Regions from separate parts of the Mus musculus genome. Here region 2 is linked to region 1. A link is a loop called in an ENCODE intact Hi-C map of the cell type or tissue named here. Cell type or tissue: left cerebral cortex. All regions are shown on one strand. Links, peaks and the distances in the headings refer to the core of each region. The heading gives the core; the rest is flanking DNA.

What was found. A loop is a pair of places that touch in the nucleus more often than their neighbours do. Peaks named below come from ENCODE experiments on the same cell type or tissue, not always from the same donor. Only the 100,000 strongest peaks of a DNase experiment are listed, where the experiment ranks them.
Region 2: a loop joins it to region 1, with 2.7 times the contacts of the local background. A loop is called at or near these places in 23 of 42 quality-filtered maps.

What each region holds. Positions count from the first base shown.
Region 1 is chr11:67,642,176-67,652,675 of GRCm38, forward strand. Gas7 (growth arrest specific 7) reads left to right here. Exons shown (of 14, transcript NM_001109657.3): 4 at 1,106-1,191. Among named protein-coding and RNA genes, the nearest start is that of Rcvrn, 48 kb to the right of the region's middle. In left cerebral cortex, for the core only: a CTCF peak has its summit at 5,802 (motif pointing left); DNase peaks (open chromatin) are centred at 5,784 and 6,711; H3K27ac peaks cover 1,887 bases.
Region 2 is chr11:67,509,004-67,519,503 of GRCm38, forward strand. It overlaps a transcript of Gas7 not described here. Among named protein-coding and RNA genes, the nearest start is that of Gas7, 72 kb to the right of the region's middle. In left cerebral cortex, for the core only: a CTCF peak has its summit at 5,696 (motif pointing right); DNase peaks (open chromatin) are centred at 5,687, 6,534 and 6,583.

The DNA.
Region 1 (10,500 bases), core at 4,791-7,290:
ACACGTACACACCACTCCTCTATATACCACACACATACACACTCCCCTACACACAACATGAATTCACATACACACCACTCCTTTACATAACACACACACCACTCCTCTATACACAGATCTCTCTCTTTCACACACACACACACACACACACACACACACACACACACACACACACACCACTCCCCATACACACACACCACTCCTCTATACACACACACACCACTCCTCTACATGCGCGAGCGCGCGCGCGCGCGCGCACACACATACACACACACACACACAAATGAGAAGGGAAGGGTCTCTGGTTCATTATTTGGAAGGATGCAGCCATCATGACAGAGAAGGCATGGTGAGGGAGAGGAAGGCAGCTGATCACACTGCATCTGCAGTTGCTAAGCAGAGAGAGATGGAAGCCGGCGCTCACCAGGCTTTTCAAGGCCCTGACCCTGAAAGTCTATGACAGTTAGTGAGTCTGCATGCTTACACTTCACTTCCTTCAGCTAACCCTCACAGTCACACCCGGAGGTGTGTCCTAGTAACTCCAAACCCAGTCAAGTTGAAGGGTGTCTTGGCATCTGGCTCTTCAGATGGGGGCCACACAGCTGATATGAGAATATGCAAACATTCTCAAATTCTAAAAAATCCAAAATCCGAAGTATTTTTTAATCTCTGAGATTTTTGGAAACGGATCTTCACCCTTACTTACAGGCGAGCATTCAGAGACTGGGGGTGGAGAACTCCTCCAGAGAGGGGATGAGGACTCAGGAGATGGTGGAGGAGCCACCTGACTCAGGAGAAAGAGACAGGCCCCTTGTCAGCACCTGTGATGGCAGCTGGGCTCTGATGACCTCCGCTTCTGCTGATCATGCTCCTGAGAAGGAAGCCAGTCCCCAGGGAGCTCAGTACACTGGCTGCCAGAAACTAGAGACATTCTCCATTCATTCCTAGCTCTTAGCTGCAGACCGGATACCAATAGATGGCCCTGCCACATGAGACCTCTTGCAACCCTGGGATGAGGAGGGAGAAAGAGGGCTGCTGTGGCCAGAAGCCGAGGGTGCCTGTCTGTGGCCCCCGCAGCATCTGAGCTGTGTCTCTGTCCCCACAGTGAATGGATACCACGCATCAGGGACCCCGGCGCACCCTCCAGAGACTGCCCACATGAGTCTCCGAAAATCCACCGGTGATTCCCAGGTAAGGGGCTGCCAAGGGAGGTAGGGCAGCTGAGTACCTAGCTCAGGGAAGATGGACTTGGGGGTCAGGGACAATGGCCCTTTTCTGCTATTAGTGGAAAGAATCTCTGGGCTGTCCTAACAGTTCCTAATGATAGATGGCTTGCAGGATTGCAGTTCGTTGGTTTTCTAAAAATTGGAGGTAATTTGGATCGGGAGATACTGATTATAGTTGTCAGGGCAGAGAGATCCACTCTGCTACCCACATATCCAATAGTGTCCAGGTTTTCTGGCAGGTTAGGCGTGTGAGCCAGCCAACTGTTGTCCTTGAAGTCCTCTGCTGTGCCCATCCTCAGTCACCTGGAATGGAATTTAGGAATGTGACCATCTCATTCTAACCTAGCATAAAATCATTTTTGTGACAGGGTCTTATGTAACCTAGGTTGCCCCTAGTTTTTGATCCTCCTGCCTCCAGCTCCCAAGGGCTGGGATCACAGGCATGCACCACCACTCCCAGCTGGGAATTTATTTTAAAATTGACAAACTGCTGTTTCGTGTGACATCATGAGATGGGTGTCCAGAGCATGGGACCACAGAGCAAGCTCATCAGATTGAGTCAAGGGTCGTGGTGGACCCACTGAAATGTCCATCGTTTTCCTTATCTGCAAGATGCTACATCTAAGTGTGTGTGTGTGTGTGTGTGTGTGTGTGTGTGTGTGTGTGAGAGAGAGAGAGAGAGAGAGAGAGAGAGAGAGAGAGAGAGAGATCGAGACCATGTATGTATTGAGGTGTTCTCCTCACAGAGTATTAAGAAGAGCTTCTTAAGGAAGCCTCCATTTTATGCCCTGTCATACTTTCTTTGGTATCAACATTGCCAGCCTACAGGGATAGCTGATGGTGATGGTGATGACTGATGACCATGGTGTTAATATTGCTGAGGGAAAGACCCTGAGCTCTGTGAGTGCCATCAGCTAAGGTATGACACCCACTCCAATGCAGCCAAGGCTGTTGAGTTTGGAAACTTAGTAAGTTGTCCTCTCAGAGGACCAAGCATTGGTTGGACTCAGGCTCAGTAAACTGTGGTGGAGACCTTGAGGCTCTGCGAGAGACAGGTCTTTGAAGTCTCCTACCTCTCATGAGCGGGGTGCATTCCCAGCCAGCACCCAGATGCCAGTGGTGCTGCTACTGGAGACCATGTCTGGAGAGTGGGGATCAAGGCTTAGTTAACGCTACGCAGAGCTGCCATTGAACAACAGCAAAGCCATGCTGCCTCCCCAGCACCATGAGGAAGGACACTGGAAACAGCTCCCCATTCTTTCCTTCCCACTGGAATGTGACTGCCCTGGTGGTCAGGAGTACTGTGAAGCTCCCACTCAGCCATTTAAAGCATGCTTGCTGCCGGGGCAGCTTAGAATCCGGAAGCTGATTTATCAGAGTGCTGTATGCCTTGGACAGAGGAATGTCTCCTATTGTATCTGTTCTTGGAATATACTCAGGGATTCTGACTTACATGTAAGGTCATTCATACAAGCATGATTTGTACCTCCAGAACAATGGACTGATCTAACCATCCAACAACAAAGGGTGGGTAAAATGCCTTCCAGTGCTGGGCATCTAGCCAGTTGGTGATATTACATACACAGCCATTAAAAAAGCATCCTCCCGAAGAAAATGTAATGACTAAGAAAATGCTTCTAACTTAAATCACATGGGAGAGCTGAAGATAGGGCCCAAGGGTTAAGAGTATACTGTTCTTCCCGAGGATGTGAGTTTGTAAGACCCCCGAAGCTGGGCCTCCGCTCAAGTCCCGGGATGAGCTGGCCAGCACCCCAGTGACCCGAGAGAAAACCACACCTGATGCAAACTGCAAGAGGTTTTATTATCAGCTAGCCATGCAGGGCAGGGGAGTTCGACCCCAAGTGGTGACAGTTGGGGGCTTTTAACAGCTAGCTGAGGAATTGGGAGGAGTTGGGAGGAGAGTTGGAAGGAGTTGGGAAGAGGTGGGAGGAGTCGGGAGGAAAGTTCTTCTCTTCCAGGTGTCCTTGGTGAAATTTACAAGGCAGGAGTGGGGAGTGAGTTCTTTCTGAATTTTTATCTCTGTGTCCTCGGCACAGGAAGGCAGGCATCCCTGGTTGTAAAGTATAGAAACAAAAAGGCTTTTTGCTGGCTATAGAGAACAAAGAGTTTCTTTCTGGCTGTATTTTTAGAGATCAGGGAAGACAAGCTTGGGGAACGTCCAGGGGCTTTACCTTCCTGGGAGAAACACTTTAAGCTGGGGTCTCACAAGTTCAATTCCAAGCACCCACATCAGGCAGCTCACAACAGCCAGAACTCTAGCTCCAAGGGATGACACCCTCTGCTCACTTCCATGAACACCTGTACTCATGCATGTGTGTGTGTGTGTGTGTGTGTGTGTGAGAGAGAGAGAGAGAGAGAGAGAGAGAGAGAGAGAGAGAGCATCCACAGGTATGAGCATCCATTTATGTGTGTGTATGCATGTGTGTGCAATGTGTGTGTGCATGTGTTTGCATGTGTTTGTGCTTGCGTGTATATGTGTGTGTATGCATGTGTGTGTGTGCGTGTGTGCAAATATAGGGTATTCAGTTTTATTTAGAAGAAAGAAAGCTGTGTTTATGAGAAGAAAGATGACCAGATCATCTGTGGTGACCTAGCTGCACCTCAGACTGAGTTTCTGCATTGGAGACATTTGGTGGCATCTCTGATTTTGAGTGTTACCACCAAAGAGGGGATGTTGGTGCATGTGGAAGATGCAAGGGATGTCACCCACTGTTGTGCAATGCAGAATGGCTCCTACAACAAGGAATTACCTAGTTTGAAAATATGAATCTCGTTAAGGTTGTAAAAGCATGATCAGAGACTGAAAGTAATTTTACTTTCTTCAAGTTTTCTAAAAATCAACACATTTCACTTTCTATAAAAGACAGATATACTTTTTTATTTAAGAAAATAGGATGCGGCTGCTGGAGAGATAGCTTAGGCTATGAAGTGCTGATTGCACAAGCCTGAGGCCCCGGGTCCAATTTCCAGCCCCCACATAGAAGTCAGGCCATGGTGGTGATCTGTAGTCCCAGAGCTGGGGAAGTGGAGACAGGAGGATCAGCGGGCTACACTGGTCAGCCAGCGTAGTGCCCGTGGTGAACTCTAGGGCAATGGCAGACGCTGTCTCGGGAATGAAGAAGAGAGTGATTGGGACTGACCTCTGCCACACCTTGTGTGTGCTCACATATATGCGTGTGCATAGATATATCACACACACACACACATACACACACACACAACTCCACACATACTACACACACACACCACACATATCATACCACACACACACACCCCACACACACAACACCACACACACTACACATACACACACACACAACACCACACACACTACACACATATTACACACCACATACACACACACATACACACCACACATACACACCACATATCACATACCACACACACACACATCACACATACCACACATATACACTATATACATATACCACACACCATACATACCACGTACATACACCACACATACCACATATATACACCACATACATACACCACACACACCACATAAAAACACTACACACACACCACACACATATACACACCACATATACACCACATACATAAAACACTATACATGCACATACCACACACAGATGCTACACACCACATACATACATACATCATACACACATACACATACATACATGTACACATGCATGCACACAAACCAATACACGCACATGAACACACATAGTTGATAAGGGATGTGTGGTACTGGGTTTCCAGGGAAGGCCAGCTCTGAGCCCCAGGTTGGTAGACAGTGGCTACAACACACAGGCAGGTTAGCATAACATTCGTTTTGGATGATAACCCTGAAGTAAGACCTCCTCAGAGAAACAAAAGTCAACAGTGTGGTACGTGGCAAAGGTAAATCTGCATCTGCCCGCTGCATCCGGAACTGTAAAGTAGATCCGTTAGGATTCTTTCAGGCTATGAACAGACAACATTTGAAGAGGAAGCCGCTGGTTTTTAAGCCCAGTGTGTGAACTGCTGAGGCTAATTATCAAAAGTGCTCTACCAGCTAACCATGAATAGGTTGAGAGAGTCTCCCTTAAAAGGCAGCAGGGCCCAGGCAATGCCTGAGCACACACAGCATTCTTCAATACACAGGGAGATTTACTCTCCATCCCGGGCTGCCAATCATAACTCACGATTGTTCTTGATAATATCTTAAGACTGAGACGTGGCTCAGCGGCGGAGTAATTACCTAGTGTGTTCAAGGCTCAGGGTTTGGTCACTAGCATGTGTGTGCCTGTGAACAATGATTAAATATGAGTGAATGAAGGGCCACGTAACCATCGAAGAGGTGGGATTTGAGGCCACAATGGCCAAGCCCAGATTTGCGAAGAGCCTTATTGATTTCGCTCTCTTTGAGAGGGCAAATGGGAAGGCATACAGGTAGCAGGAAGGGGCAGGCACACCTAATGTCCCTATCAGACTGAGCGTCCTGCTTTTTCCATTGCCCAGTCTTTTGAGAGCTGGGTGGATGGGCACTGGTGGTGGTGGTCTGGTGCCTCCCAGTGGAAAACTTCAGTACTGCAGACATCAAGGCGGCTGCTGCCTGTGTCCTGGATAAAGGGCACCTTCCTGGTTGGGAGATAGCCCGGGAGTCAAAGGCCAATAGCCTTAGAAGAAACAGATCTTAGATTGCACCTTCTCTTCCTGCCCACCATTACTTGGGCTTTTTTGTAATCCATCCTTCCATCAGTCTGGCTTCCTGACTACCCCAAAAGACACAAAAGGAAAGATGGGACACTGGGGCTCCTACAGAGTGTGTTGAAGAAGGTAGTTTAAGTGGAGAAAGAGCTGAGAGGCTGTGTCTCTGCAGTTCCTCCCCAGGCCCCTGGCTTTAGTAACGCACACCCAATCATCGTGTATTTAGGTCTTTGCTAGGCTCTGAGGTATGGAAAGGCTCAGCCCTAGCTGGGGAGGACAATGGGTAAACAGTTGTTTAATTGTATCAGTGGTAAGAACTCTCGGGAGGCAGAGGATTTCTGAGTTCAAGGCCAGCCTGGTCCACAGAGTGAGTTCCAGGAAAGCCAGGGCTATCCAGAGAAACCCTGTCTCGAAAAACCAAAAAAAAAAAAAAAAGATGCTAGGCTGGAGGAGTGGAAGAGGCTACACAGAGGGTTGGTTAACAAAAAGATGGGGGGGGGGGGCTAGTGAACAGTCTTCCAGGGCACAGCATGTAGATGCCTAGAGGCAAGAAGGAGGGTGAAGCTTTCCAAGAACCCACAGACATCAAGTGTGTGTCATGCTGTGACTTACTGAATTGGCAGGTGTGGGAGGGCAAAAGATGCGGCAGGAGGGGTCTGCATGGCCCATCACAAGGAGCCCGGTTTTGTGCCAACAGCGCTGGGAACTGAAGAGGGTTTTTCCTATTCCTCTAGGATTCAAGAGATCCCTGGGGAGGGGCTGCTCGCCTGCGTGTCATGGAGTTGCTCACAGCTTAGCCAGTAGTGTGTGTTCTTTGTGGCAGCAGAGATGCTGGGATACAGCCAGGATGTGGGAGTAGCAGTTCAGCCAAACGGGAGGAGAACTAGGCAAGCAGTACACAGATCAGGAGGAGCATGGAGTCTCTGCTCCAAGGATAGCCTGGGCTATGTAGTGAGCTCTGGATCCAGAAGGAAAAAAAAATTCTCCAGAATTATATGCAAAGGGCAAAATGTAAACGTGTCTGTTGTAGGACTGTGTCAACTTACAAAAGTCAAGGGCTTTCTGTGACAGGGACCCACGGACCTAGCATCTCATTTCAGTGAGCGCTGGCATTAGGCCAGTGTTGGTTCATGAATGGTCTCATCCTGCCTCGACATCCCCACCTGTACCTACAGCAAAACTCCTGACTTATGGATCTAAATCAGTGGTTCCCAACCTGTGGGTTGTGACCCTCGGAAAGTACATATTTCCAATGGTCTTGGGAACCCCCAAACACACATTTATTTTTGTTGCTACTTCATAACTGTAACTTTGGTACTGAGCACTGCCTCAGCTCCTAAGACCATAGGTTACTAATGCCCTAAATATAAGTATTTCTAATTGTAAACCAAGTGGAAAAGGTATCAGAGTACCATTACAGTACCCCAAAAAAACACAAGTCCAATAATATTATCTATCATGTGCATTCTAGATTCTAATTCTTTAATGGTCCCCCAAATGCCTTTTATACCAGCTTTTCTCCCCAGGTCAAGAGCCATTCAAGTTTTTGATATGAAAACGTTGATTACTTTGCCTCTTTAGCCCTGTCTATCATTGTCTGTCCGTCCACCTCTCTCTCTCTCTCTCTCTCTCTCTCTCTCTCTCTCTCTCTCTCTCTCCTTCCTTTGTCTGTCTGACTGTCTATCTACCTCATCATCTCATGTGTTGAGATGCAACTAATTATTATACACTTCCATCATTTAAAATACAGTCTGGGACTACAGCTCAGTAGGTTATAAGGGGAGTGATCAACATCCAATCCCCAGGAAGCAAAGAGAGGGAGGGGGAGGGAGGGAAGAGGGAAGTGGGGGTGGTGCTCACCAAGCATTCTTGGTTGTTTTTAGAGTGCTCCTTGTGTGCATCTTGCATCACAATGGATTGTAGAGAATTCACATCCCTCTAGGCCTCCCCCAAAGCCATGGGCTGCTACTAGCCTACTTTCTGACTCCAGACTTTTTTTTTAAATGGTGCTTTATCTACAAGCAGGTCGGCTCTATGCAGTTCTTACTGGCTGACTGCTTTCTCTCCGATGTTTTTGATGTCTCTGTTGAGTGTGCTCAACTTTGATTCCCACTGCTGACTTGTATACCAGGAGCCGGGCGCTTTTGTCACCTTGTCTGCTCCAGTCTCTTTGTCTAGGCTGATGCCCCATGGCTTTTCTTTTGCCTGCCCTCACACTGACTTCTAGCTTGTTTTGAAGACTCCAGGTCGTTCCTTGTCTTGTAGGCCAACCTACATTCTTAGTCTGTTTGCTTTCTCATGCTTGGACCTAGGCTTGTCGTTTGACAGGCGTTCTGTATGGGGTGAGCTGGCTGCTTGCTGGCTGTTGCATCTCCAGGGAGGCACACAGTCGCAGGTCTGCCCCCTGTTGGGGAGGCCCTGGGTCACTGTAATAACTACAGATTTTTTTCATTTGTTTCCCTTTCTGATGGATGGGTAGCCCAGGGGACACCAGTGTGACACTGTGACTGTCCTGCCTCCTGACCATAACCACTCTGTGCCTTGAGTATCAGTGAGGATCACAACCGAAGTCCCTTTGACACTGGGATTTCCGAGTGGTAAACTCTATGTAGATTGTCATGGGTATCCTCCCGGAATGGTGTGTTCCCTCTGACCGCTGTGGAGTGACTCCCTTGTGGTCATTATTACTATTGAGCTCAGGCGGTCCCCCATGAGGACTATGGGGGTCATCTTAGACCAGTTCCTTTGACCTTTTGTCATATTTCCATCAGTATTTGAGTTCTCTTGCACCTGCTGGTACAGAAAGGACTCTGACGCTCTGTCTTTGGAATTAGCTGTTTCTAGGACTCTGCATTCCTATCGGTGAAGAGTAACAAACAACCCCCCCCCCCCCAGCAGAGGGTGACTCCTCTAGGGTTTCTTGCCTTCTGGTCCTTTATACCCACGGTAGCAACAGCAGCCATAGATAGACTCCGGCCAACGCCACTGGTCCCCTTCCTGCCCACCACCAATCCTGGGCTACATCAGGCACACAAGGAGAGTAACAGTGTAATATTGGTCCCTGACGGGGAGACTTGCAAAGAAGAGAATCTAACCCTGAGGCAGGTCTGCCCCTTTCTTGGCAGGTATGGGCTTGGTCAGTGTCTCTGTGTGGAAGAACCACAGAGAGACTCTTGTTCCCGCTCCTTCTTGATAGCTGCCACCCAGGGCTCTTGTTGTGCATCCTCTGCTTGTCGTCTGTACTGGGCACTTCTAGTGAATGTCCCTGAAGGGCAATGGTAGCTTGGAAGGGTACAGGCCAGGCCAGCTGGATACAGCGGTGGATTAGAAATACATATAGAAGATATTGTTGGTCACAAGCTTGAGGTCGGTCCACAGCATGTCAGGGTGGCAGAGGAGTTACTACAAGCACAGGTGACTGGATAAAGTGACTGAAAGCTGGTCAGGTCAGTGTGCCTCCAGTGAAGTCTCCAGCCAGCCGCTCAGGCCTGGGACTGACTGGAGCAGTGTAAGAACGGTCCATTTTACAGATGGAAAACCTGAGGTTCCAAGAAGTCAGTTCCACGGCCTTCATCTCAAAGTTAGTCATCCCTGAAATGGATGCTCCTCGAGACTACTTTTCAGCAAGAGAGCTAAGGATGGGAGTTTTCTACGAACAGGCTCTTTATTGGTCAGATCAGGGCAGGAAGTCTGTACATGTCTAGGATGCGCTCTTTTTGGCCTGGCTTGCTGAGGTCAGAACAGCCCACCCCAGGGGTTCACCTTGCCTGCGTCCCAGACCATGTGGCTTGAGGACGGGTGGAATCATCTGGCTTCCCTGAGGCGCCATGGTAAAGCCCTTCATACCTTTGGACCCATGCCAACCCCAGAACACACAGAGTAGTTATCCACAGTACCTCAAGGGAGCTGTGTTCAAGGGCCTCGTGAGACCCAGGACAAGTGACATCTCAGGGTTCTGTCTGGGGAGCTGTGGAGTTGAATCCTGAGCACAACTTCTAAAGTCTCAGAACTGAATAGTCTCATGTGTTAAATGTGCCTTTTTTTTTAAGCTGGCTGTTCTTGGCCATCTCCACCAACACAATTGTGGGACTCTGACGGTCACCTAGGAGTGCACGGGTAGTTAGGACTCTGGTTTCCTTGCTGACGATGGGGACAGTATATAAAAGGCACCCAGAAGGATGCTGTGCATATGGGAAGTCACTGTGGCTTCCAGGTACACTGCCAAGGTGGCTGGGCAGAGCCCATGTTCGTTCACCGTCTGACATTATGGACTCGGGGGGATGGGGGCACGTTCAGAATGAGATGTCACGTGCTGAGTCCTCTGTGCCTGGGGGAGGGCGGGGAAGGTGGCCTACAATCTGCCTTAACTCTCTGCTCCCCTGTCATTCCACTCCCATGCTTCCGCAACGTGGTCTGGTTACCAGCAGAGGGCAGTGGAGGGGTTAACTCTCCAAATCCCAGTTGGAAAGGAGAGGAAGGGAGACCTGGTTTGCTGTGGCTCTCTGGAGTCTGGGTTCAGCCTTCCTCCACTTTGCTTGGAGCCTGAGCACTCTGGAGCAGCTTGGGCTCTAAGATG
Region 2 (10,500 bases), core at 4,360-6,859, 130 kb before region 1:
GATGGCTTGAAATGGCTTGACCAGAGAAGGCCTCTCTGGGGAGACAATTGAACAAGAACTTAAGGACAAAAGTGAGTGAGTTTTATGGAGACCTGGGGTGATAGCAAGAGTGAAGGGCCTCGAGGCAATGATGCTAATGAACACGATGAGTTGTCCAGCAGCTAGGAGAGGGAAGATTTGAGATCTGGGAGTTCCAGGGGCTAGGCTGTTGCAGGGAAGTGTAACTTCTCCTGGGGATTCTGCTTTTCTCAATGTGTTAAGGAAAGCACTTGGAGGGTTGAGAACTCTGGGTGGCACAGCCAGGTTTGCTGTCTTAAGGGATTGCAGTAGCTGCTGCATGGATATTGATTGGAGCTGGTTTTGAATACAGGCAGGCAGATGAAGGGATGGTGGTGGTTCAGCTTGTACTAGTATGGAGGAGGCAGTGAGGGTGTATTTGGGGAACATTTTGTAGGCAGTGCTGACAGGGTTTCCTGACAAAGTGGAGATGGGCATGTGATTTTCCCTGTGAGATGAAAACATCCCCTGCCTTGCTTTTCAGCCTGGGAATCATGCCGAGTCCCCCCCCCCCCCAACACCATTGTGCTGAATCAGCAACTTCCCAAAGTTCTGGACTGGGGAATGAAATTAACTGAAGGGTTTGGTGGCCCCAGGGGAATTCCATCCTGAGACTCAGACACTCTCAGTGTGACCTCTGGATGTGGAACAGTCAGATAGGAGGAAAGATGAGCCAGTGAATTGGCTGCCATTGCCACAGTTGGTCATAGGACACTCACTCACCATGGACAACATTGTGATTAATTAATAAAAGCCAGATACAGCATTGGGAGGCATTTGTCTCTCCTGAGTGTTTCTATTTCTCCTTAGACAGCCCTTTGTGGTATTGGCTTGAGCCTCCTCTCAGCCCTGGCAGCCATCTTGCTAATTTATGCCTAGCTCTTTAAACTTGCCCCTCCCCCACAACTCTGAACTGAGGAGACATCTCTTCTCTTCTCAATAGTACCAACTTCACTGTCCCTCACTGTCTTTTCCTGACTGGTCCTTCATAGCTTCTTCTGTGGATTTTCTCCTCCCTTTCTTTGTCACAGTCTTATCTTCCTCATCATCTTTCTCCTTCTTTGGTTTGGTTGGTTGGTTGGTTGGGTCTTTTGTTTATTTGTTTGTTTGTTTGTTTTGTTTGTTTTCTTCATTTTTTCTTTTTTCTTTTTTTGTTTTTTCCAGACAGGGTTTCTCTGTGTAGCCCTGGCTGTCCCGGAGCTCACTTTGTAGACCAGGCTGGCCTCAAACTCAGAAATCCACCTGCCTCTACCTCCCAAGTGCTGGTAAGACAGGGCCTCACCATTGAGTTGTCCCTAGCCTAGAATACACTATGTAGCTCAAGGTGTCCTTAAACTCTCAATCCTTCAGCGTCAGCCCACAGCATTCTGGGATTGCAGGTATAGCTCCCACACTGGGCACTTCCACTGGGAACTTCTTCCTTTCCCAGCGTTTATACATTCAGGTAGTAGACTGAGACTACATCATTCAATCCCTCATTTCTGAGGCTGGGGTGTCTTGTGGGTTCGCTGAACACAAAGCTCAGATGAGGTTCCGATCTCTGCGTGCTTAAAAATGAAAAAGAAGGTTGGGTGTCTGCTTGCCCAGCCAGTTCCCACCACAGGGGAGGGTAAGACACACAGTAAAGTCAACAGTAATGAGATGAGATGCTTAAACAAGTATAGACCAGCAGAGTAAGTACCTCAGCAGGGTTAGCTCAGCACTGTGGTGTTACTAGGAGAAATCTCTTGAGCTAGCTCAGGCCATGGCCTTGGTGGTAGAGAATCAAGTCAGGAGTGGGCAGAATGACAGAGTTGCTGCGATCTAGAAGGACAGACTCAGGAAGAACAAAGTACGGTAATATTGGAGAAGAGGGAATCCTAGCACACAGTGTGTAGGGCGTAAGGTAGGTAGCACAGCTTTACAGCACTCACTGGATAAGTGTCTGTGGTGGTTTGAATAAGAATGGACTCCACAGACTCACGTGTTTGAATGTTTGACCCATAGGGAGTGGCTTATTAGGAGGTGTGGCCTTGCTGGAGTAGGTGTGGCCTTGTTGGAGGAAGTGTGTCACTGTAGAGTTGAACTTTGAGATCTCATATGCTCAAGCTAGGCTTAGTGGGGCAGTCTCCTCTTGCATGTGGCTCAAGATATGGAACTCTCAGCTCCTTCACCAGTACTTTGTCTGCTTGGATACCACCATGACTCCCACCATGAGGATAATAAACTAAACTTCTTAAACTGTAAGCTAGTGCCAATTTAATGAGTTTCTTTATAAGAGTTGCATTGGTCATGGTGATTCTTCACAGCAATAAAACCCTCACTAAAACAGTGTCCAGAGGAAAAGGAATCTGTGTTGAAGAGACACCTACACCTCTATGGTCATCAACACATGGAAACATATGGAAACAACCTTAGTGCCTACTGATGAATTAATTATTCAACCTTAAAAAAGAAGGAAGACAGTCCTGTCATTTACAACAACCCAGCAACATAAACCAGGCACACGAAGACATACCCATCACGATATTAGTCCCATGCAGAATCTAATGTCGAACAAAGCAGAGAACAGAATGGCAGGTACTGATGACTCGGGTGACTGTACTAGGGAGTTAGGCAGGTAGTAATCTAAGGATACAAAACTTAAGCTAACAGGAGGAGTAAATTAAGGAGAGCAGTTGAATAACATGGTGTTCAGAGGTCACAAGAATATCTTGAAAATTGACAGGGATAAATCTTGTGCTCTTCCCACAAGTCATAAACATCTGATGTCATATATGTTTACTCCATGAACATAAACATCTGATGTCATATATGTTTACTCCATGAACATAAACATCTGATGTCATATATGTTTACTCCATGAAGCGATTCCACAATGTGCATGAAATTCAGAACACCATGCTGTCTGGATGTGTACAAACAATTTTAACTTTTAAACAAAAGTGTAACATTTCGGGGAGTGGAAGACAGAAAGCACTTTTCTCTAGGGAAGCATGTGTAGACGAGACGCTGGCTTTTGGAGGGATCTTAGTCACGGGAGCTTGAGAGACACTTGGAGTCCTCTGGGGAGACCGTGGGAGAGGATTTGGAGAAAGGCTGCTGCTAAACCTGAGGGTCAGGGTGGAAGAGAAGGATCAGAGGTGTTGCCAGATGTTAAAAATAAAGGCCGTACTCATTTTTAGAGACTCAGCTAGCAATTAATTAATTAGTTAGTTAACTTAATTAATTAATTAACTAATTAATTAATTAAAGTCAGAGCCTGGTGTGGGGGCAAACAGCTGTGATCTCAGCCCCTACTAAGCCGAGGCAGAGACTTGCAGGCCAGCCTTGGGCTACATAGCAAGATCCTGTCTCAAACCAAAACCAGAAGTACACAAACCAAAAGCAAAACAAGGGTGCCTAAGTGTGAAGTTCTTACCATGTGGTATCAGCAGGAGCCAGAGCTACAGCAGCCAGCCTCCTGCACCTGAGAGTAGCTGTGGTCCAAGGCCAGGAATTCTGTTGTTGTCTTGAAAGGGAAGAAGTCAGGGACTCTGGCACCTGAACCAAGACTCTGGAAAGGCTGCTTGGAAGCAGGTAGTTTACTGCACTGGCTGCTTGGGCTTTTGTGAGGGGTCGGACTGCAAGATGTGAGTGGGGAGTGTTGATTCTCGCTCCTCCCTCTGTCTCTGTCTCTGTCTCTGTCTCTGTCTCTGTCTCTGTCTCTCTCTGTCATACACACCAATAAACAAACAAACAAACAAATAAATCATAAGAAATAAAAAGAAATTGTGCTCCTTAGCAGTTTTTCCCCATGTCCCTAACCACCTCAGAGCACACTCACCACGTGTGTGTGTGTGTGTGTGTGTGTGTGTGTGTGTGCTTTCTGTATGCTTCAGGTTTATCTCTCTGTGTTAGGATTTCATTCCCTTTGACTTCTGAATGATGTTCCAGTTGGGGTGTCTAGGCTGCATTCCGTCTAATCACTCATCAGTTGATGCGTTTATTGGGTCATCTCTACTTTTTGGCCTTTAGGAATGACACAGCTGTGGACATATGCTTTCAATCCTCTTAGACAAATACCTGGAGTGGAACTGCTGGATCATATGGTAAGGGTGTGTAACCTGTGAGGACTTGCCAGGCTGCTTTCCAAGACCGCTGTACCATTTGATATCCACAGCAGGGGTCTAGGAGGCTTCCAACTCCTCCACAGCCTTGCCAATATTTGTTATTATCTGTGTTTCTTCACCATTGCTGTTGCTAGTGGGTGTGGCATGTCATCCATTTTGGTTTTGCTTTCCCACGAAGACTCATGGTGATGGGTATTATCTTACGGGCTTGTTGGACATTCACATGTCTTCCTTCAAAAAAGTTCTATTCAGAGCCTTTGCCAATAAAAATATTTCTTTATTCATTCATTGATTTGCTTGTTCATCTATCTGTCTGTCTGTCTGTCTGTCTGTCTGCTGTGTGTGTGTTGTGGGGGGAGGGGTTGGTGTCTAAGGAGGCCAGAAGAAGACATGGATCCTTTGGAACTGGAGTTACAGGTGGTTGTGAACTGCTGAGATGATCAAACCCATGTCCTCTAGAGGGGCAATTGCTGAGCCACCTCTCCAGCTCCAAATAATGTCTATATCAAGGAACCTAGTGAGTCTATCTCCCCCCTCCCTCTTTTGAGACAGGGTCTCACTATGTATTGCTAGCTGACCTGAAACTTATTGTGTAGATCATGCTGGCCTTGAACTCATGAAGATCCACCTGCTTCTGACTCCTGAGTGTTGGGGTTAAAGCATGACAGGCATGCTTTTGCCAATTTGTAAAATTTGGGTTAAAAAAAAAATGAATGTCTTCAGAATTGAGTTGTAAGTAATCTTTATATACTGAAGATAAAAGTCATTTTTCAGAGGGGCAGAGAGATGGCTTGGCAGTTAAAAACATCTTCTGCTCCTATAAAGGACATAAGCTTGCTTCCCAGCACCCACAGGGTGGGTCTCCACTGTCTGTAATGTCACTTCTAGGAGATCTGACACTCTCTCTGACCTCCATAGGTACCAAGCACAAACAGAGTACACAGACATACATGCAGGTAAAGCACCCATACATATAAAAATAAAATAAATCTTTAAAAGATTTATTTATTTATTTCATGTATGTGAGTATACTGTCACTGTTTTCAGACACACCAGAAGAGGGCATCAGATGTCCATTACAGATGACTGTGAGCCACCATGTGGTTGCTGGGAATTGAACTCAAGACCTTCGGAAGAGCAGTCAGTGCTCTTACCCACTGAGCCATCTCACCAGCCCCACAATAAATCTTTTTTTTTTTAAGAAGATACTTTTGTCAGATATATGCTCTATGAAACTTTTCTTTTCCCTTTTGTCCTTTAGAGCATAAAGGTTATTAAGTTAGGTGAAAGTTGATTGGCTTTGTTCCATTCTACTTCTGTTGTCCTGAGAAACTATTGCTTAATCCTGGTCATAAAGACTTTTGCCTGCATTTTCTTCTAGGGCATGCAGGCACGTGTGCCTGCTTGTGAGTGTGTGTGTGTGTGTGTGTGTGTGTGTGCGCGCGCGCGCTTGCGTGCCTGCCTGCCTCTCAGTCTGCCTGTCTGTCTGCCTGTCTGTCTGTGTACATCTGAATGCTATTGCCTGCAGAAACCAGTAGAGGGCATTGGGTCCTCCGGGGCTGGACTTAGAGAGCAGCAAGTGCTGCTAACATTTGGGCCATTTTTCTAGCCCCTTTAGAGAATTTTATAGTTTTAGCTCTGCCACTTAGGGTTTTGAGCCTAATGGTGTGAGGAATGGGTCTAGCTCCATTGTTTTGCATGCAGATACCTATTGTCCCAGCATCCTTTGCTGGTGACACTATCCTTTCCCTAATGAATGGTCTCTGCTTTAAAGCTAACACTTCCGTGCCTGTGTATTTTTAAATCAAAGGATGACAGATAAAGCTGCTGACCTGCAGGGAGGAATCAATCAAGCATCATTTCCGTTTACAATATCACTCTGCTTGGGATTTTTAGAAAAAGGCCTTCACATTTTTTTATTAACCCTGCATGCAGGCAAAGAACAAGTGTTGTAAATTAAATATAAGCAGGGAGACACCATGTTTTGCTTTCTGGCTCAGTGAAGGGGAAGGGGGAGGCCTTTGGCTTCAGCTGGCTCTGGAATTCCATGGGGTGTGGGATGAAAAATCAAAGCTGAGATAATCAAGTCTGGGTGCTCTGGCCCTGGGACGGGACATGCAAGGAATTGTGTGTCCCCTGGCTACCTCTTCCCTGTCCTCCTACCCCCTTGACTCAGGACTTCCCACAGCAGGAGGTCAGCACAGGAACATCCCAGCAGAGCAAGCAGTGGCCTCTGGACTCTGGGCAAGGACTTGATTTAGGAAGGGATTAGGGAACTGTTTCCTCCACCACAGAATGGAGTCCTGAAGCATCTTGGCCTGTGCCTCCCACGTGTGGGCTGGGTGTGGAGCAGCCCCGGGGACTGTTGGTGTGGGCTGTGAGGCTGCACCAACCGCCTTGGCTTCTTCTATGACTCAGCCTGGTCCAAGACTGGGTCAAGGACCTGAGTCCCAGACCTGGCCAGGTTCCCTGGAAACTGGACCTGAATCTTTCACTGGTCCAGTTCAGAGTCCACCCAACTGACCCAGAGAGCAGAAGATTTAGTTAAGCCCCAGATGTTTACATGTCTGACTCAGTGTTTGCCTGTACTCTGCAGAGAACTTATGTGGCCCAAGAGGTGGTCATGGAATTTGCTCAGATCTCTGTGAGGGTTCTACTGTTGAATCAGCATCTGCAGGGAGGAGCTGAAGGGGTGGGAGGGGGGAAGGGGGAAGAGGTTAAGAGGTAACAGCGTGTTACACACAGCCTGCTGGGAACTGGCCCAGGCTTGAGAATTCAAGGGCTAGACCTCCTTCAGTTTGCTTCTTGGAAGGAAACCTAGTACCTCTGCTTTCTCATCGTTACCCTAGAATCCAGAGAAAACCCACACTAACCCTTATTAACCTGGTTCAAGTTCATGTCAACAAGATCAAAGTTCTCAAAGGGCATTCGTGCATTTCCACCCTGTGCCCAGAGTGTGTCCCTTGGGGAGTGCACACCTAGAATCCTTCAGGGTTGCTGGGTGGGATTTGAATGCTGACATCCATCAGGGCAGAGAAAAACTGAGCCTTCTGTGGAATCGCTCAGCCTGTGAGACCAGTCCAAAAAGCACATGGTTCTGATACTGGCCAGCATAGCTGCAGCCATGCCTGCTTGTCTATGTTGGACTCAGGTTCATGCAGCAGGCTGTATGTAAGAGAGAGGCACAGTAGTGCCTGGAAATCAAGGGACTCCAAGACAAGTTGGTGGGCATTTGAAGAGGGGCTGATGGGGTTACCGGTGAGTCTCCTTTAGGGTTCCCCAAATCACTCTCTTATTATCTTTATCGTTTAGAGCAAAGCTGATGCTGACCACCCCAGAAAGTTAAATCATCTTGAGTGGGTTAAAGGGGCAAGTGCCAGGGCCTAGCAGGCACCTAAGACCCCAGGAACTGGGTATCATTCCAAACAGTGCTAGACAGTTTTCAAAAACGTGTGCCAGACTGGAATCTTGAAATTTCCCAGTTTTGAAATGTAGCCAGTCAGTTCAAATCAACACACTTGCTCCAGAGGGCTGCATCTGTCCAGCCTTTAGGTTTTAGTCTTAATAGATTAAAAATTAAATCCTAAGCACATAAAAAATTAGTGGAAAATCTATTACGTAATCTGCACTCACTCCTGGGGTTATAGGTTCCAATTTCCTAGCACTGTCTCCCTGCAACTATACAGGATTCTCCAAGTGAGGAAATAGACTATAGAAGGTCATATAGCTCAAGTACCAGAGCTGGGATTTGAACTCATAACCTATTGTGTGGCTGTCCTGCTATTTGTGGAAACTAGAATCATAGCCTGTTAGTTTTACGGTATATTCCTTTTCTCATCACATTGGGATTGGCTCAACTCCCAAACAGGGCAGTTGCTTCCCTGAATTTTGGAGATTTCTCAGCAACATGAGATATTCAGTGTGTATGTGTGTGTGTGTGTGTGTGTGTGTGTGTGTGTGTGTGTACCCAACACTTGTGCACATGTGAGTACTCTCCCTCACATACTCCTCCAGTCATGCAATATTCAAGTGTGTCCACTCTGAGATCTCCAAGGAGTTCCTGAAGAAGGGAGCCGTTGGAGGAAAGACTCGCCCTACCACACAATCTGCAGAGTGGCTTCTCCTCTTCCTCCCAAAAGGCCCTTTAACTCTTGCTTTTTCCTGAGACCCTGGGTCTTTCCATGATGGCTATGAGATGTTTAAGCAATTGGAACAGCACCGCCATCCAGACCCTGCATATTCAGAGGCTGCTCTGAGATGAGAGGAGAGGTTGGCCCTGATGGGCGCTGCACCCACCACAGACTGAGCTCATCCAGTACGACCCTATCTGGTTGTCTCTAGTTCTGTGGGTTCCTGAGCCTGTGACAGGACTGGGCGTGTGAGGGCTGAGAGTGAAGGAAAGTGTTAATAAACAAAACAGGGTGGAGGGGCTGCTGAGAGATTTACTAGCTAAATATTTTCCGGATGTTTTCACAGTTCTTTAAGGCTAATCCAGGGGGAGGCCATGGGACTTAGTCAAACGCCTTCATGGGCTCCCCGCTCAGTTGGCCTCCTTACTCCCTGTCCTCATTCCCAGTACCGCCCAGGCCTCCCCACTCCTCCACTGCCTCGCAGTTCACCTCCCCCCTTTTCAGTCTTCTGCTTTCTCCCTCTCTTAATATACACACCACTGTGCAACATGCTTTTCAACTTAACATTCATTTTAAATGTTTATTTTTAAAAGATTTGCTTATTTTTTGCCTAGACATTTATCTGTACCTTGTGTGTGCAGTACTCACAGATGCCAGAAGAGGGCGTCTGAGCCCTTGTAATGGAAGTTACAGACTACTGTGTATCCCATAGATACTGGGAACTGAACCCAGGTCTTCTGGAAAAGCAGCCAGTGCTCTTGACTGCTGAGCCATCTACCTCTCCATTTCCTTATCAATATTCTTTAAGCATATTTATATCAAACTAGGTGTGTGGTGACACACATCTGTAATCCTTAGGAGATCAAGGCAGGAAAATCATAGGTTTGAGCCAGCCTGGGCTACAGAGAGAGACTTTGTAGATGGTTAGGGCGGATGGGGAGGGGAGTATATTTCTATCAACAAATGAATTTTCAGCTGCTTCAAATGTTTACTACTTATTCATATTTCAACAAATTACTACTTAAATCCCCCTAGCAATATATACTGAGGTTGCTTCCTTTTTAAAATTCTTTTTTCCATTAAAATCAACAGAAACGACATTCTCCGTGCCGTTGTCTGTCTTTCTGCCTGAGGTTCCCGTAAGTGGATGTACCAACATTGCCCTGCTGCTCTCTAGAAAGGTCAGGCCAAGCTGTGGTCTGTTACAACGCCTGATACCTTGTTTGCTCGTCAAGACAGGCTCTTTCAGACCACAGACATTTAGTGATGCTGTTCCCACCTGTAGAAGGGACGCGATGGGAGGCAGGAGACACAGTCCCTGCCCGTGGGGACTTATGCTCATGTATGACATGCATTAGAAATCTGGGAGCCTTTGGGGAGGAGTGCAGGAAAAGGCTGTCAGGGTCCCTGGCTTCTCAGCAGCCTTCCATACTAGCTTCTGCTAGTGTGTGCTACCTACTCTTAGCATGAGCTGTGTTCCACCCTACAGGACTGAGTCTTTGGATGCACCCATGTTAGCAACAGGCAGGGCAGTGTGTAATGGATGCTGTACTGTCCCTTGGAACCCTACCCTTCTAGGTCTCATTGAGTGCCTGGGTGCAAGTTTCTGGTCCAGCCTTTCTGATTCAGGTCTGGCCGTAGGATCTGGGATTCCTGTACTGGGCTGTGGACCGTCCATTTCTCTTTCTGCCTTTAGCTTGGCCTTTTCTTGTTGGAGGCTTGTGCAAGGCCCCACCACGAGGGGCTGGTTGGAGCCGGGAGCCGCGTGGGGAGCCCTCTTGGGGCACAGTGATGGCTCTGTTTCCTCCTCCGCCTTACCAGGGGCCCCCATTCACGCCAAGGAGAGTCACACATTCCCCCCTTGACATAAGAATAGAGCCCAACTGTGCCCCAGGACAGAGTCCAGCTTCTTCAGCCGGCCCTTCGAGGCCTGGCAAGGGCTCCCAGATGGTACTGGCATGAGTGGGCCCTGGCTGCCTGCCCTGCTGGACTCTTGTGCATTGTGTGGTTAGGACAGTGGGTTCAGTGTATATGCCTGTGCAGGCCCCAGGAACCCACCATGACCAGGCTCTGCCCAGGATGGAGGAACTTGTCTCTATAGTATCTGGTCCAGGGCTCTGCAGTGTCCCTCCTGTTACCAGCTTTGATGAACCCAGGGTTTAGCCATGCTTCTGGAAGGGTGGAAGGGAAACATGCTTGAGAAGGGTAGCATACATTAGCAA